2 separate regions of the Homo sapiens genome follow, and region 1 is linked to region 2. A link is a loop called in an ENCODE intact Hi-C map of the cell type or tissue named here. Cell type or tissue: PC-3. All regions are shown on one strand.

What was found. A loop is a pair of places that touch in the nucleus more often than their neighbours do. Peaks named below come from ENCODE experiments on the same cell type or tissue, not always from the same donor. Only the 100,000 strongest peaks of a DNase experiment are listed, where the experiment ranks them.
Region 1: it touches region 2 in a loop (4-fold over the local background); 6 of 110 quality-filtered maps call a loop at or near these places.

What each region holds. Positions count from the first base shown.
Region 1 is chr6:46,885,225-46,893,224 of GRCh38, forward strand. ADGRF5 (adhesion G protein-coupled receptor F5) reads right to left here. Exons shown (of 21, transcript NM_001098518.2): 4 at 3,111-3,281. LOC124901488 (a long non-coding RNA gene) reads right to left here and starts at 3,104. Exons shown (of 2, transcript XR_007059921.1): 1 at 2,718-3,104; 2 at 1,378-1,821. In PC-3, no CTCF peak of the experiment used is centred here; DNase peaks (open chromatin) are centred at 2,987 and 3,537; H3K4me3 peaks cover 511 bases; H3K27ac peaks cover 2,268 bases.
Region 2 is chr6:46,979,704-46,987,703 of GRCh38, forward strand. It overlaps LOC124901489 (a long non-coding RNA gene), which reads right to left and starts at 4,457. Exons shown (of 2, transcript XR_007059922.1): 1 at 4,272-4,457; 2 at 2,410-2,860. RefSeq lists an enhancer at 4,697-5,198. In PC-3, a CTCF peak has its summit at 3,386; DNase peaks (open chromatin) are centred at 3,498 and 6,468; H3K4me3 peaks cover 487 bases; H3K27ac peaks cover 4,798 bases.

The DNA of each region.
Region 1 (8,000 bases), 94 kb before region 2:
AAAGAAAGGAAGAAAGAAAAAACAGAATTTTTTTTCATATGCCAGTTGTGCTTTCATATGATGACAGCACTGGTTGATAGATTATTTATAAACTTACAAGAGACCCTGAGCCAGAACCACCCAGCTAAGCTGCTCTAAGATTTCTGACCCTCAAAAACTGAGTCTATCTTCTAATAAGAGAACTAAACTTTTTGTTTTTCCATTACCATAAAAACCCTGCTTAGGACACAAAGACAAAAAGAAAAAAGTTTCCTTTTACATCCCGCACTCGCAGAGAAAAACAAGAGGTCTTGTCTTGATGGAAGCCCCAGTGAGGAAGAATAAGCATTCTCAAATTAAAGTGAGACCCTCTGGCCTGGGGCTGGTTCATCTCTGGGCCTATGTACCACATAAAAAGAAGGGTCAACCTTGGCATTGCAGTGAGTGACTTTCACGGCTTTAGTGCATTTTCATCTCCCAGAGTGAGCAAAAAGGACCAATGCTTCCTTTCTACATGTTAAATGCTGCAGGATGTATGTTAGAGCATACCTCTATTTGTAGACTATTGTAGATATAGTTTATAAGGCAAATAAGTTTATACGTGTATAGAAGTTTATTTTCATATAACTGTTAGTACCAACACTCATCAATACTTCCACCTTCTACATCTTAATTCTTAACAAATATAAATACAATGATTTAAAAAACTCTCAGATAATAACTGTTTGTTATTTTATGATGCTAGGTTTTAGACTCTGTTGTGCACCAATAGATAACAAATGTAGAGTGCAAGTAAATTTGTGTCTTTTACATATCAAGTCAGGTGTGAACAGCCTACATGAACTCTGCTCTCATTGGAGACAGTAAGAAATGTTCTGAAATCAGAGTGCTTTGAATCAATTTCCAAAGCTAGACCAAAGTCACATCTTTGGGAGCTGTTTGTTCTGCAGATGGGTAGCCAGGCAAAGTCCCACAGAGTGACTATCCAAAGGGAAGTTATCAAATAGTTGTTTCTGAAATAGGAGGGACAACACGTTCGAGTTAATTCCTTGGGCACTGATGCAGCCTGTGTCCCAGCAGTGGGTGGCAGTGGGGCAGGAGAATTAGAAATAGAAGAAACTGGAGCTACTAACAAAGAAGCTGAGTGCCCGCTAGAGGTAATTTGAGGATAGCCAACAGGATCCCACTTGTTGAAATCTCTCTTACTGACATGAAATTCCAGTGCTAAAGCAATTTTGTTATTGTCTTCTGTTTTGTAAGGGAGCATTATGGGAGGAGTAGTTGAAGAACTTTTGAGTCCCACATAAAATGCAAACATGCCTTAGGAGAATGGAAAAAGTTACCACTTCCAGACCACCTGACATATCCCAGGTATTGTTCGGTGCTTTACTCACATTGTCCGGTTTTAAATATCCTCAGTTTTATTTGCCATTACTAAAAAAGGATCATAAGGTAGGCTGTTGGAAGAATGAGGCGAGGGAAGGATGGAAAAAGGAAGATGGTGAAAGTTTGGATGCTTAGACATTAGTGCCATGGTCAGTAGGCCTAACCTTCATTGCCCACCCATCCCATTCACTTCCTCTTTTAGGCCAACTCCTCTTAGCTGTTCCCTGCTGGTCCTGAGGTCCATGAGCCTGAGGCTTTCTCTGCCACATTGAAGTATCCACTTTTGTCAAACCTGTTTCATAGATCACTATCAGAAAAGATTCACCCCCTCTATGTGTGAATGACCAGTCTTTCTGGAAGGATAAATTAAACTTTCCAAGGTCAATTGCATTTTAATTGAGAAGCTTGTTAACCCAAGTTTTTAAGATGGTGAAGCCTCTTGAAGTCATCCCATCTCTAGTAGAAAAAAATCAGAGAGAGTTTGTTAGTATGTTTATATTGAATATATGTAAGATAAACTCACAACTAAAGCTCAAGTGTCTATAATCACAAGTTGTTCAACAAAAAACTATTTTTGATACTTGGTCTGTTTTGTTTACTGGATTCACTTACTAGCACCTACAGAGATACCAAAAGGTTTCTGTTAAAAAATTTGGGAAGCAAAATTGACTAAAATCTATCCAATAATTTATTCTAAAGGCAAAAGATCTGTGCCGGGTGGGAACATAGAAGGGTGTTTCTTATGTATTTTCCAAAGTACCCTAGTTCGGTGAGATGTTCTATGGATAAACAGTGGGAAACACAGCAGAAGTTCACTGCTCCTGAAGGACTCATAATGCACATTGGCATCCAACTGGAAAACCACTAACTCAAGGAAATTAGTGCTAATGGTAGAAATCAGTGGGAAATGGCATCCAAAAGGAGTGATAAGGGAGCTATGACTTCGAGTAACATATATTAAGAATCAAAAATTAAAATGCATGTACCGACATTGGGATGGACTATTTGAAATATGCGAATTCAAGAAGAATTTCAAAAACAGGAATTTTTTCTTGCCTTCATTTTAGAATAATAAAACCCAACATCTATTAGTGCTTTCCAATTTAAAAAACAATTCCCTGTTATCAGATAACTGGAAGCCTTATCTCACAACTTCTACTGTATACCAAGTCTTGGGTGATGGTTTCTGGAGACATAGGGAAGTTAGCATGACCTTGGAAAAGAGTTTGCAACCAGAAAGTCCAATCTATGGCCTAAGAGGTTCTACTTAATGCCTTGCTTCTGATGCAGGCATGTACCTGTTTCCTATTTCCTGACCTATAATGCCAAAGAGAAGGGTATCTGGTACTTACTAATATCTTGAACCAGTCCTTGTTGTGTCCATTGATATACCAAGGGAGGAGGACACAGGGAAGAGGACCCAGTAGTTTATCTGCCCAAGGGAAGAGGACCCAGTAGTTTATTATGAAGGACCTGGCCATATCTTGGGATCACTTTATGACAAGCATCATACAAACCACCAAGCAAACCTTTGGTCACCATTTAAAATAAGAAACCTCTGGCTGCAGAGTTTACTGATAGAGGCTTCATTCAGGAAGGCTGTGAAGTCACAGAATCACACATCCGTCTCGGTGAGTCATTTCACTTGCCTACTAAGTAAAAGATTGCTCTGATACTCAGGAGCTCAGACAGTCTGTCTCAAGACATCCAATCATTTATTCTGAAGCAATGGGTCTCTTACTCACCTGTTGTCACATTTATGCTCAAAATGTCGGTAATTTGGTCAGTGTTATTCCCATGAATTGGAAAACTGAGGCTGTTCAAGTAGGCTTTGATAGGATCCAGGAAGGATGCATTTTCAAAACTGATCTCAATATTAACAGTGTATTCTTCAGCCGTAGGACTTTTTGTGGCAACTGCAATGAAAGCACATGAAGGCTGAGAGAACTTACCATGGGAGATGGAGTAAGATCATGATGGATATTTCAGCAGTTAAAGGTAATGACAGGTACATGTGAATGGTTGGTCTATCAACCCTTAGGAATTTCTAATGAAATCTTTAGAGAAAAAGAAGGTTTATTTACTCACCACCTTGGTGTCCAAGGCCAAGCACTGCTGTGTGAAGTATGGAATGTAACGAGGCAAGAGCGGAAGCAGAGAGAATAGCAGGGAGGGTCTGGGAACTGTTCGGGCAAAATATGTCACAGTCAGGACTCAAAGGAGTGAGTCAGTGTTTCATCTGCAGTATGCATCATTCGATAGATGCACACTCTAAGGGCTGAACCATGCATGGATTGAAGACATCTGGGAAAAGTCACCCAGTTAATTCTCTTTGCCCTTAGCCTATGGAAACAGCATATATTCTTTGCTCTTCCTCTGTATCTCCAGTGTTCAGAACTGGACACTGCTTTTGTTGAGGTGCTCAACAAAAGTTTGGCAAATTGGATAGTAAAATAAAAGAGATTTTCAGCTCTTCATTGTTTTTCCAAATTGTCTCCGGGTGGTTACCTGGCTTGCATTCAAGATGGATCTGTTCCCCAACACACAGCTACATCAGGCAGGCTAATATATATGTATATGTGTGTGTATGTGTATACATATATATATATATATATAAAATATATAGAGAGAGTATATATAGTATATACAGTCTCTATATAGAATTATATATATAGACTACTATATATACTATATAGTATATATAGTACAGTATATATAGTATAGTAATATAGTATATATAGTCTATATACAGTAGTCTATATAGAGTAGTCCATATACAGTCTATGTATAGAGACTACATAGTCTTTGTATAGTATATATACTACATAAAGTATAAAGACTATAGTCTTTATATAGTATATATACTAAAGTCTATATATAGTATGCTATATATAGTCTAAGTTTATATATAGAGAGAGACTATATATAGTCTACTCTATGTTTATATAGACACTATATATATATGTGTGTGTGTGTGTGTATATATATATATATATATATATATAGTCTGGCCTGCCTGAGGTAGGTGTGTGTTGAGGAACAGATCCACCTTGACTATGGTAGTCTATATTGACTACTATATATACATATATAGACTATATTTAGACTGTCTAGTCTAGTCTATATATATAGTCTGTACAAACGTTATATATTATATATAAACACTATATATAATATATTATGTGTGTGTGTATATATATATATATATATACATAGTTTTCTATACCACATCATGTCTGGGCCACAGTTTTAAGCTTCCCAAGAGCAGGAACTGTTTCTTTCATGTTTCTTTCACTTCTCTTAGCCTTACTTACTCCATCTGGCAAAGAGCTCACCACATTATAAATAAATGACGAATCAATTCTTGTTAAACCTGAAACTCTCTGTCACTGACCAGATCTATGACCTAATCTTGGCTAGAATATATAACTGAAGCCATGGCCACAGTTAATACTTAATAAAGAATCTTCAAGGAATAAGAAAGTTTTACACAGATAAATTGAGAATATTTTTCTTTTTTCTGGACAGGACCTCTCTCTGTCGCCCAGGCTGGAGTGTAGTGGCACGACCTTGGCTCACTGTGACCTCCACCTCCTGGGCCCAAGTGATTCTCTGGCTTCAGCCTCCCGAGGAGCTGGGACTACAAGCTCATACCATCACGGCCAGCTAATTTCTGTACTTTTTGTACAGATGGGGTTTCGCCATGTTGCCCAGGCTTGTTTTGAACTCTTGGGCTCAAGCGATCTGCCTGCCTTGGCCTCCCAAAGTGCTGAGATTATAGTCATGAGCTGCTGTGCCCAGTCATTGAAAATATTTTATCTTGTCAGTTAAATAAGGAAAAAAGTAGGGCGGGCGCCATGGCTTACGCCTGTAATCCCAGCACTTTGGGAGGCCGAGGCGGGCAGATCACTTGAGGTCAGGAGTTCGAGACCAGCCTGGCCAACATGGGAAACCCCGTCTCTACTAAAAGTACAAAAATTAGCTGGGCATGGTGGCGTGTGCCTGTAATCCCAGCTACTCAGGAGGCTGAGGCAGAAGAATCGCTTGAACCCAGGAGGCAGAGGTTGCAGTGAGCTGATATCGTGCCACTGCACTCCAGCCTGGGCGGCGAGAGACACTCTATCTCAAAAAAAAGAAAAAAATAAGGAAAAAATTAGTGAATACTTATAAAATGATTACTTTAAAATTTACATTCTATCTGAAAAGATGAAGTTTATTGTACCATAAAGTTAAAATTCTATGTTAAAAGGGCAAAAAATTTTCCCATAATATTTCAAGATTTAAATATTCCAAGGACTCTTGGTGTGAAATACTAAAATAGAGTAAGTTTATCCTGGGAAACTCTAATTGTTGAATGTTTATTTCAGAAAGCTGTAACATTTGTTCATTTAGCTTGGAAAACTGTTTGTCTTAGGTCTTTGGATTTACCCATCAACCTTGTTGAGAATTATTTCATCCTGGCATCATTCAGCTTCTGCAATTAACTCAGCCTATAAAAAAGGTCTGTCGCATATTTTCCTAAAATTAAGAGTGAATATTAAGGTATACTTCTTCTTTATAAAAATGTATTTGACAAATAGAATAAAGTGACTTTTATAAGAATGCGGAAACTCAGCCTGTGATGATAGTATGGCATTGCCTAAAATTTCCTGTTGACTTTCTGATTCTCCAATGGTTCTGTGATGAAAACAAGCTTCCTGGAAGAATGGTTAATCTTATTTTATGTGATTCTAACTATGGACACATTATGTGGTCCACTGGGAATATTTACGAGGAGAAAGGCTGCATAATATTTACAAGTTCTGCCTTAGCGCACATTCTTTTTCCTGAAAAGTAATGCAGCAACGTTTATATCCTCCAGAGGGTTCACTACCTCCAGGATCCTCTTTGCCATGCCAGTCTACTATCCTCCCATAAATATAAACAGGATTTCCTGGATGGTAGCTGCCTTTTGGATGGGTGAGGTCAGTAACAAATTCATATCATATCCACTTCATTACTGGCTTTGTTGAATCCCAGGACCTGATCCCACAAAATATCAATGCCTGCCTGAGGGTCATGTCTGCCCCTGTGCTCTTTTCAGTCACAACTGAAGAACAAGTGTGTGCCTAGAAAGCACATGGTGATTCACGGATGTTATCACTCCCCATTGAAACCAAGGCAGTTCTGCTCAGATTTTACAAGGAGCCAAGCCAAAGCATCAAGAACTAAGAGGAAAGGCTCTTGTGACCTTAGCAAGTTTCAGTCTATAGCATTCCTGCAGCTGTTAATGTGAGCACCCAGCCTCTAAGGACCTCTTTCCTTTACCTTTTATGTTCTCCAACAGCTTCTAAAAAGAGTTTCAGAATCACCCTCAGCCTGAGCGTCACCTCTGTAGAAACTGATATGGATGGGGAACCTCGAATAGAGAAGGAAATGCCTTCTCCTTGAAAATACTCAATTATTTGAAACAGGCTCAAAAACACCACTGTAATTTAGCAGGCTGTTGGCTTACTCTCGGAAATCATCTACTCCAGTGATCCCCAAACTTAACTGAGGATTACATACACCTAGGGAATACACAAATACACACACACACACACACACACACACACACACACACACACACACACACACACACAGAAAGAGAGAGAGAGATTTTGGAGCTCAGCCCATGTGAACCAAAGTAAATGGGACCACTTTGTAAACTTTAAAGTACTATTAAAAATATGAGTTATTATTGTTAAATGTGTCTTTAGAACTTTGATATACAATTCCTAAAGTAAATTCTAAAATAAAATCAAGTTCAAAGGCAAAATGATTAATAATAAATCAAAGAATTATGTAAGCCTTTGTTTAATTTTATTCAACATAATAAATGTCTTAAAAATTCACATTCAGGGCCAGGCACGGTGGCTCACGCTTGTAATCCCAGCACTTTGGGAGGCTGAGGCGGGTGGATCACAAGGTCAGGAGTTCGAGACCTGCCTGGCCAACACAGTGAAACGCCATCTCTACTAAAAATACAAAAATTAGCTGGGTGTGATGGCAGGCACCTGTAATCCCAGCTACTTGGGAGGCTGAGGCAGGAGAATCACACGAACCCTGGAGGTGGAGGTTGCAGTGAGCCGAGATTGCGCCACTGCACTCCAGCCTGGGAGACAGAGATAGACCCCATCTCAGAAAAAGAAAAGAAAAAGTTCACATTCAGGAAAAATGCATTGTGACCCATTGTCATTGACACTCATGTATTTTGATATTAAGCGTTGCTCCGCTCATCTGTTTGTTCCTTGATTTAATGATTTACCTGTAATTTTACTATTTATTGAATGCCTGTTTTCTAGGCACTGCACTAGGAGCTGGAGACACAGGGTGAATAAAAGGAGCAAAGCCCTGTCTTTGAGGATCTTTCATCATTATACTGGAGGCAAAAGATAAGTTTACATTTTAATTTAATAAAGGAAGGCAAGAGTGATGGGGACAACAGGGATTTTTTTTTTTTTTTTTTTTTTTTTTGTAGAATGGTTACAAAAGACCTTTCTCAAGCAGTAAACTTTGAGCAGAGACTCAGATGAAGTAAGGGATGAACCAGGAAGCTCTCTGGATAATGTCACTCTAGGAATAGTAAACAGGTGTTAAAACCCTGAGATAGCAAC
Region 2 (8,000 bases):
TGAAATGTACTTATGACATGGGGAAATTTGTAGAGCATAGTCTTGTGTATATTTAATTTGAATTGTTTGTGTATGTGTATGTGTGTTGTCTTTAAGCTAACCAATAATATATTTACATTCTTCTGCTTCAGTGATTTTTTTCAATTGCCCACATTTAGTTTCCACGTAATATGTGTGTGTGTGTTTTTTTCTTTTCCCCATTCAGGTTCTGTATCTTTTTTTTTTACAGAATAACAGAGACTTTTCCTTTCTTCCTATTACCTTTAGTCCCACTAAATATTGCCAGGCTTTGGCAACATGTAAAGTCAAAGAACAGGGAAGTCTTCTTTAGAAAGTCCTCCTTGGAAAGTCGGTTGTAGAGACAAGACAGTTTCTCAGCAACAATTCTCTCTGTTTCTCTGCCTATTAAATTTATTCATTCATTCCTTCATTTATTGAACAAATCTTACAGTATTTATGCTAAGACTGGGGCTGGCTATACAGATGAGTAGAGCCATAGGGTCTTCCACTTAATGGGCTTGGAACCTGGTAACAGAAAGAAACATGTAAAGGATAAGCTACTATATATGACAAAAGTGTCCTTTTCCTCCATAGAAACCCAAAGTGGTCCAGCATATTCCAATCTGGAAACTGAGAAATTCAATAAGGCCACTCTAGCTGAAGCCATAGAGGGTGGAGGCATTTGTAGTACATCTTCCTTCCTCTGTAGGTTCTGTACCATCCATCCTACAGACAGATCTTAGAATGTGGTGTTAGGATGGAGGCTTAGACATCTGCTACCTTATGGATCCAGAATTCTGATCATTTTTCTTTTCTTCTCTTTATTTTGGAATTTGACTCTTTGCTTTCCTCTTAATCCTCAAACTCAAAAGACACACCACATTGCTATTCAAGACATTAAAATGGCAGACCAGGTGTCAAAATGAATTGACCTAAATGATTCCAAGTTTTCGACACTTTAATGATTTCACAGTAATTTACCTGGCACCATTTCTGATTTTACCAATTGTTGTAGAGCAAAACAAACAAAGAAAACAATAACAAAATATGAATCATCAGTTTATTTTTCATAAAAATGATTAATTTGAATAAAGGTATGTTATTCATATTGTTTAATAACAAGTACACACACATGCATACAAAGTGAAAAGTACCGTGATAACTCAGAACAATGACTGTAGAAGTGTAGAAACAAAACACCATATTCTACGTAGAGAAATAAGATGTCACTCCCGCCTCTTCTCATGCACAGAATCTGTCTCAACCCCCAATGTTAGTTGATCCTAGGACCCCTAAGATTGTCTTTGGCTCCATTTCTAATGATAGCCTCATGCCATGTATCTAAATCAGCTGTTTCTGACTCAATGTTAGATATCTTCTTAAGTCAGTATTGTTATTACCAACTTAAAAAATAAGCTCCACCTTTTCTGCTCTATTCAAAGCCCAGGGGTGTGGGAGAAATCTCCCTGACTACAAGCCAGACAGGGAACACACAAGAACACACACACATGCACATGTTCACAAACCAAACAACCACCAGAAAGAAAATGCATCTCATTTGGGCCTGTCCAGAGGGCTTGGTAAACAATGGAGAGGATTGAGTGGAAAAAATACCAAAAAACCTACTTGAAAGCCCTCATTTATATGTTTAAAAAATAACAGGGAGATGTGAGTGGCTCTCAATTATGGTGTGTTGAGGTGGATATACAGTCATGTTAAATGAATGAGCCTTACTTTCCTCTTTTCCTCTGGCTATATTTTCCCTATTACATCCAGAGCTACTTTTTTCTTAAACCAGATTTATAAATGAATAATATTGAAGGCAAATTTGTTTTGACCAAGGTGATGCCTGTGTTTCAGGTTGCATGAAGAGGGAAAATCTGTGAACAACTTATTCATTGGGTCTAGTTCATGGGTTAGTTGGTTAGTGCTGAGAAAAACACAGGTCCACCTTCCAGTGGGTTCTTCTTTGCATTTTGAACATCTGGATGACTTAACTGAATCTTAGCTTTTATCCAATCACCTAGCTTTCCTGTAGACAATTTTAGCATAATATAAAAGTTCTCTAAAATAGGTTAAGGTTGACCTTTTCTCTTATAAACAAATATAATACACATCATACACACAGTTGTAAATGCAAACACACACATACACACACACACACACACAGAAGCAATTTCTGGTAACGGAAATCAAGAATTACAACATGGAGTTATTTTTTATTTCAAATTTCTTGAATTGTTTCTTGGCCTCTCTCTGCTCATTCAGGAAAACATGAGTCCCTCAGGAGCATATATTGTGTTTCCAACTTCCTTTCTATCCTCCATGGCACCACACCATTTTGAGCATAATAGGAGCTCAGAATATGTTAAATGACTATGTATATGAATGACTCAAAACACAACTCAATGACTGAAAGCTTTTTAATTAGAAAATTTCAGAAAAGATAACTATTGGTTGCTGGGCTTCATTCCTGGGTGATGAAATAATCTTTACAACAGACCCTCGTGACATGAGTTTACCTGTGTAACAAACCTTCCCATGTAACCCTGAACCTAAAATAAAAGATTAACTTAAAAAAAATTCAGATGCAGGCAATTCATATTAGAGTCTTGTGTCAATGAGTTAACTGCCATCAAGAATAAAGTAGTCTTCTATTGCAAGGAGTGCGTAATCTAGCTAGTGAAACAAGATTAATAGAGGTGAAAAACAGCAGAAGATACAAAAATGATGCAGTAAGCACCCCACTGTAACATCTTGATGACTATCTGAGTACTACAAAATTCAGAGGAGAGGGATGTTGATGGAAGCAGGAGCAGACAGGGCTGTCTTCATGCAGGATACAGGGTGCCGCTGGAACCTGGAAGGGCAGTGAGGTTTGCAAAGGTGAAAGAGAGACTGGGTAGTTTTGCTAGTTGAGTGAAATAACATGGTGAGGGATAACTTTTCCTTTTGGGACTAGAGCATAAAAAGCAGATGAGTATCAACTTATTTGTTCTTGGAGCCTGTGTACCCCAAGTCAATAAAAAATAACACCTTGCAAGATAGCTGAGATTAGAAGAAAGCAAGGAGACTGGCCAGACAAGCTTAAGGCCTGTGATGGGTTTGCGACCACATGGGAATAATATATAGTGGGTGATAGACACCCAGGTCCCCTAAAGCAGGAACCTGGTCGGCCTTGTTCATTTTGTTCACCACTGTATCTCCAATGCCTAGAACAGTGCCTGGCCCTTGGTAGGCACCTAAATGATTTTTGTGAAATATAAGAATGAATCTTGAAATATTGTTTTTAAGACTGAGTTTGAGGCCCAGCTTATACACACTGAAGCAGAACCATTTCAGAGACCAACAGAGTGAGTGCTGTGTTTGTTTTCCTGGATGGGCTGGCCTCCAGTGGTGTTTGCTGAAAATACAAGCCCATTTCCCCATTAGAGTAAAGGTGAAAAAACTCAAGGAATGCTCTCTTCCCTTCAGAAGTGTGTGAAGGTAAATGTCTTTTTGTAAGCTAGTCTGCTCCCTGCCCAAGCCTAGAAGCATGAAATTTGATTGCTCATTCCAAAGTATGCATGACTACCAATGTTAATAAGGCTCATAAAAGTGCTTAGCCCTTTATAAACAAACCCATTATTTATTCTGCCTGTCTCATCTGTGCACTCTGATAATTGAGTATGTGTGGTAGAGCTTGTTGTGAAAAATGGCTTCAAATCTAGTCAAATCCCCTGATTTAGTTTCAACTAAATGCAGAGAATGGATCTGTCCCAAGATTAATAGATTATATTTGAAAGGAGGAGATACCCAACTAAGAGAATAAGGACTTGAGATGTAATTTCACAGGATAAAAATAAAAAGATCATGTTTTGTTTCTTATCCTAGAACTAAGGGATGCTTTGTGGTATTGATCACATTCTACCTTGGTTAATGTTTTCTATCAAGCTGTTAGTTTCATGCTACCAAGAAATGTCAGTGCTCAGCCACTAAAACACTGGACATGAAATTCATGGTTATATGTAAACTGTGATATTTCCATTTTTTTCTGAAAATGGCACTTTTCTCTCATGCTTTTCACCTCTTCCACCTTGAGGCTTTACTTTTGACAAACAGAAGAAATTAAAGAGATTCTTCCCAATACGCACATCTATTTCCTGTGTGATCTCATAAGCCTTCAGGGGAAGATGGATGCCAGTGTCTTACAGACGGCAATCCTTAGTGTCTGCACTTTGTTTCCCTTCTAGGGATATAAAACCTTTGTAACCTCCCCACAGTGTACTCACAGTGGCAGCAGGAATAGAAATGAAATCTGTTCCTCTTTATGTTGTTTCTCCTCCAGTTGCCCTCAGGCTTTCCAACATTCAACAAAGGGTTTTTGTTGTTGTTTTTGTTGTTGCTGTTTTTGCTGTTGTTACGGAGTCTTGCTCTGTCGCCCAGGCTGGAGTGCAGTGGCATGATCTCGGCTCACTGCAAACTCCGCCTCCCAGGTTCAAGTGATTCTCCTGTTTCATTCTCTCAAGGAGCTGAGATTACAGGTGAGCGCCACCATGTCCGGCTAATTTTTGTATTTTTAGTAGAGACGGGGTTTCGCCATTTTGGCCAGGCTGGTCTCGAACTCCCGACCTCAGGTGATCCGCCTGCCTTGGCCTCCCAAAGTGCTGGCGTGAGCCACCACGCCCCACCCAACAAAGGGTTTTTTGTTTCTTTTTGTCTGTTGGAAAGGTCTCCCTGACCCCATCTCTCCCAGAGATGAGCTTAGAGTGAAAGTGAAGAATTTCCTGGGGGCTTCTCAAGTGACCCACCCTTTGTATATTTCCACTGCAGAGAGAAGGAACACATTTCTGCAGCCAGGTGCGGTGGCTCACGCCTGTAATCCCAGCACTTTGGGAGGCCGAGGCGGGCGGATCACGAGGTCAAGAGATCGAGACCATCCTGGCTAACGCGGTGAAACCCCGTCTCTACTAAAAATACAAAAAAAATTAGCGGCGCGTAGTGGCAGGAGCCTGTAGTCCCAGCTACTCGGGAGGCTGAGGCAGGAGAATGGCTTGAACCAGGGAGGCGGAGCTTGCAGTGAGCCGAGATTGCGCAGCTGCACTCCAGCCTGGGCGACAGAGCGAAACTCCGTCTCAAAAAATAAAATAAAATAAAATAAAATAATAAAAATAAATGCAACCTGGAAGCCTGGCTTCCTGAGGGTGTGACCTTTGGCTCTGGGGAAGTTATTCATCCATCTTGGCAGGCTTGCCTGTGGCAGGCTTATGGGAGTTAAGTTTGGAGCTTCTGACCCCTCGAAAGGCTGCACAGCCTGTGAAGAATGTAGGAGGCCCAGCTATTGAACCCTCAGCCATGAACTCCATGGCCAATATTTTCGCAGGCTGTGCATTCTTTTGAGGGATCAGAAGCTCCAGTCCTTGCTTCCCCAGCCTCATTTCCACAATCTCTGGATGGACGAGCATGCCAAGGATGAATAACTTCCTGAGAGACCAAGGACCCATCCTTAGGAAGCGAGGATTCCAGGCTATTCCTTCTCCCACCTGTGGAGAAGTACAAAGGACAAGTCCCTGCACCAGTGGTGGCACGGGAAAAGTGTAGCTGTACCCAGGCAAATATTCAACCAGGAGCCAGAGTTGTGTCTAAAAATGACACACATGGACCCCGACTCCTGGACTCCTCCTCCTGGGAATGTTGTAAGGTTATGGAGCATATGTAGGACCCACATGCTGTAATGTACTTTTATGTAACGAGAAGAAGCATTCAGAAGGGAAAAGCTAGAATTTGGTCACAAAGTCTCAACTCTTGGTCGTGGAAGTTGCTGGCCATGTCTAATCTTGAACAAAGTTACTCCTTGCCCATATCTGTGCCTACTGTACATTGTTGCACGTGAAGTTGGGGTTTATTGGCTGCCCTGGAGGGAGAGGCCCAGAGTTACACTTTGATCTGGGGCTTGACAGTGCACTCCTGGGCTGGCAGGGAGCGTGGAGGTGGATGGAGTGGCCGGGACTGGGAGGGTATAGTGGGGGCATAGTTGATACTCCTCTTGGAGGTACCCTCAGGATTTGCCTCACAATCTTCTAAATATCTATTATGATAACAACATCTGCATCTTTGAGAGAAGTGTAAATTTTTTGAGAAAATGAAATTGATCCAGACCCATGGGTATAATTAACCATGTACATCAAGGTAGTTTTTGTTTTGAAAAATTGGGTGTAACTTGAAAGCTCTGAATACAGAGCTCTAGAGATAGACCTAAAGTCATGAGGTCAGCCGAGTGTGGTGGCTCACGCCTGTAATCCCAACACTTTAGGGGGCCAATGCAGGAGGATCACTTGAGCCCAGGAGTTTGAGACCAGCCTAGGAAATACAGTGAGACCTGTCTCTACAAAAAAAAAAAAAAAAAAAAAAAAATTTAAATTTAGCCAGGCAGAGTGATTCATGCTTGTAATCCCAGCTACTCAGGAAGCTGAGGAGGGAGGATCGCTTGAGCCTGGGAGGCAGAGGCTTCAGTGAACCATGATTGTGTCAATGCACTCCAGCCTGGGTGACAGAGGGAGACCCTGTCTCCAAACAAAAACAAAATGACATTTTGGACTGGATAATTATAAAAAATAAAAAATAAAGTTATGAGATCTATTTTCTTCTGCATTTTAAACCTGGCTCAGTTCTCACAGGAAATTGCCAAATTTCTTTTGTGAGCTTTTGAAATAAGCATTAAATATGTCTAGAAGGCAAAATACATACATGTGGAAAGTGGAATCCTACTTATGTGGAAGGATGAAGTCTTGAACAACATATTCCAAACTTTTAGCAGTGATTATGTTTTGGTGGGGGACAAGTGGGTGCACAGGGAACTGGAAAGTCAAGTATAATGAGGAAAGAAATGCATACTTTCTGTCTTATAAAAATTTTTACATTTCCAGTAAAATAAAAGCTAATAATATGAGCTAACATATAGTAGGCACGTACTATGTTCCAGGAATTTTGCTAAATATACTATTTCATTTGATTCTGATAACAACCCTGTAGGCAGTTACCATTACTGTTTTAATTTTACAGTTTGGTAACTGATGTTTTGGAGAGACTAAATTACTTACCAGAGGATGCACGGCTAAGTGTGAGAGCTATAATGTAAACGTGGCATCCCGATTCTGTAATTCTGGCCACTCCACTGAACCTCCTCAAGTAAGTAAGTAAATAAATAAATAAATAAACAAACAAATAGAAGTAAAAATTCCTCTTTGGAAAGCAAGGAGTCAACCTCATTACCTCATAGTCACACCTCCTATACATCTTATGCTTACACTCAAATGTAAACTTTGGTTCATTTAAGCAATCAAATGTACATTTTTGTAATACACAACCCCTCTCAGCACCTGCAACACCAGGATAAGGAAAGTGCATATACATTTGGGGGAGGCAGAGTGGAGAACAGAAGAGAGGCCACAAAAAGATACCTGAGGCTGGTGATTGGTCTTCCCTAAAGTGAAAAATAAAAGGCGGAAGGACAGATGGGCTAGTATGAGATTGCAATTTAGGACACTGAAAGTGCTGTAGACTTGGGAATGTCCTAAGTAAAAGTAATACTGATGGTTTTTTGATATATTTTAAAAGCCTATTTTATATTAACAAGGTAAAAATAATTACAAGCATATTTGGGTTTACAGTTCTTCAGTATCATTCTGTTAAAAAGCCTTATTTTCCCTGAGCTATTTTTCTTTCTACTTGTCAAGGGTCACTTTCTTCTTCATAGGCCCCTGTAGTCCTTCCCCTTACCTTTAAAAGACATTTTCTTTTTTTATTGATACACAATAGTTATACATATTTATGGTGTGCATCTGATATTTTGATACATTCATATAATGTGTAATGATTCCATCAGGGTAATTGGGATATTCATCACCTCCGGCATTTATAATTTCTATTTTTTGGGAACATTTCAAATCTTCTTGTCTAGCTGTTTTGAAATATACAATAAATTACTGTTAACAATCACCTTGTTGTGCTATCAAACACTA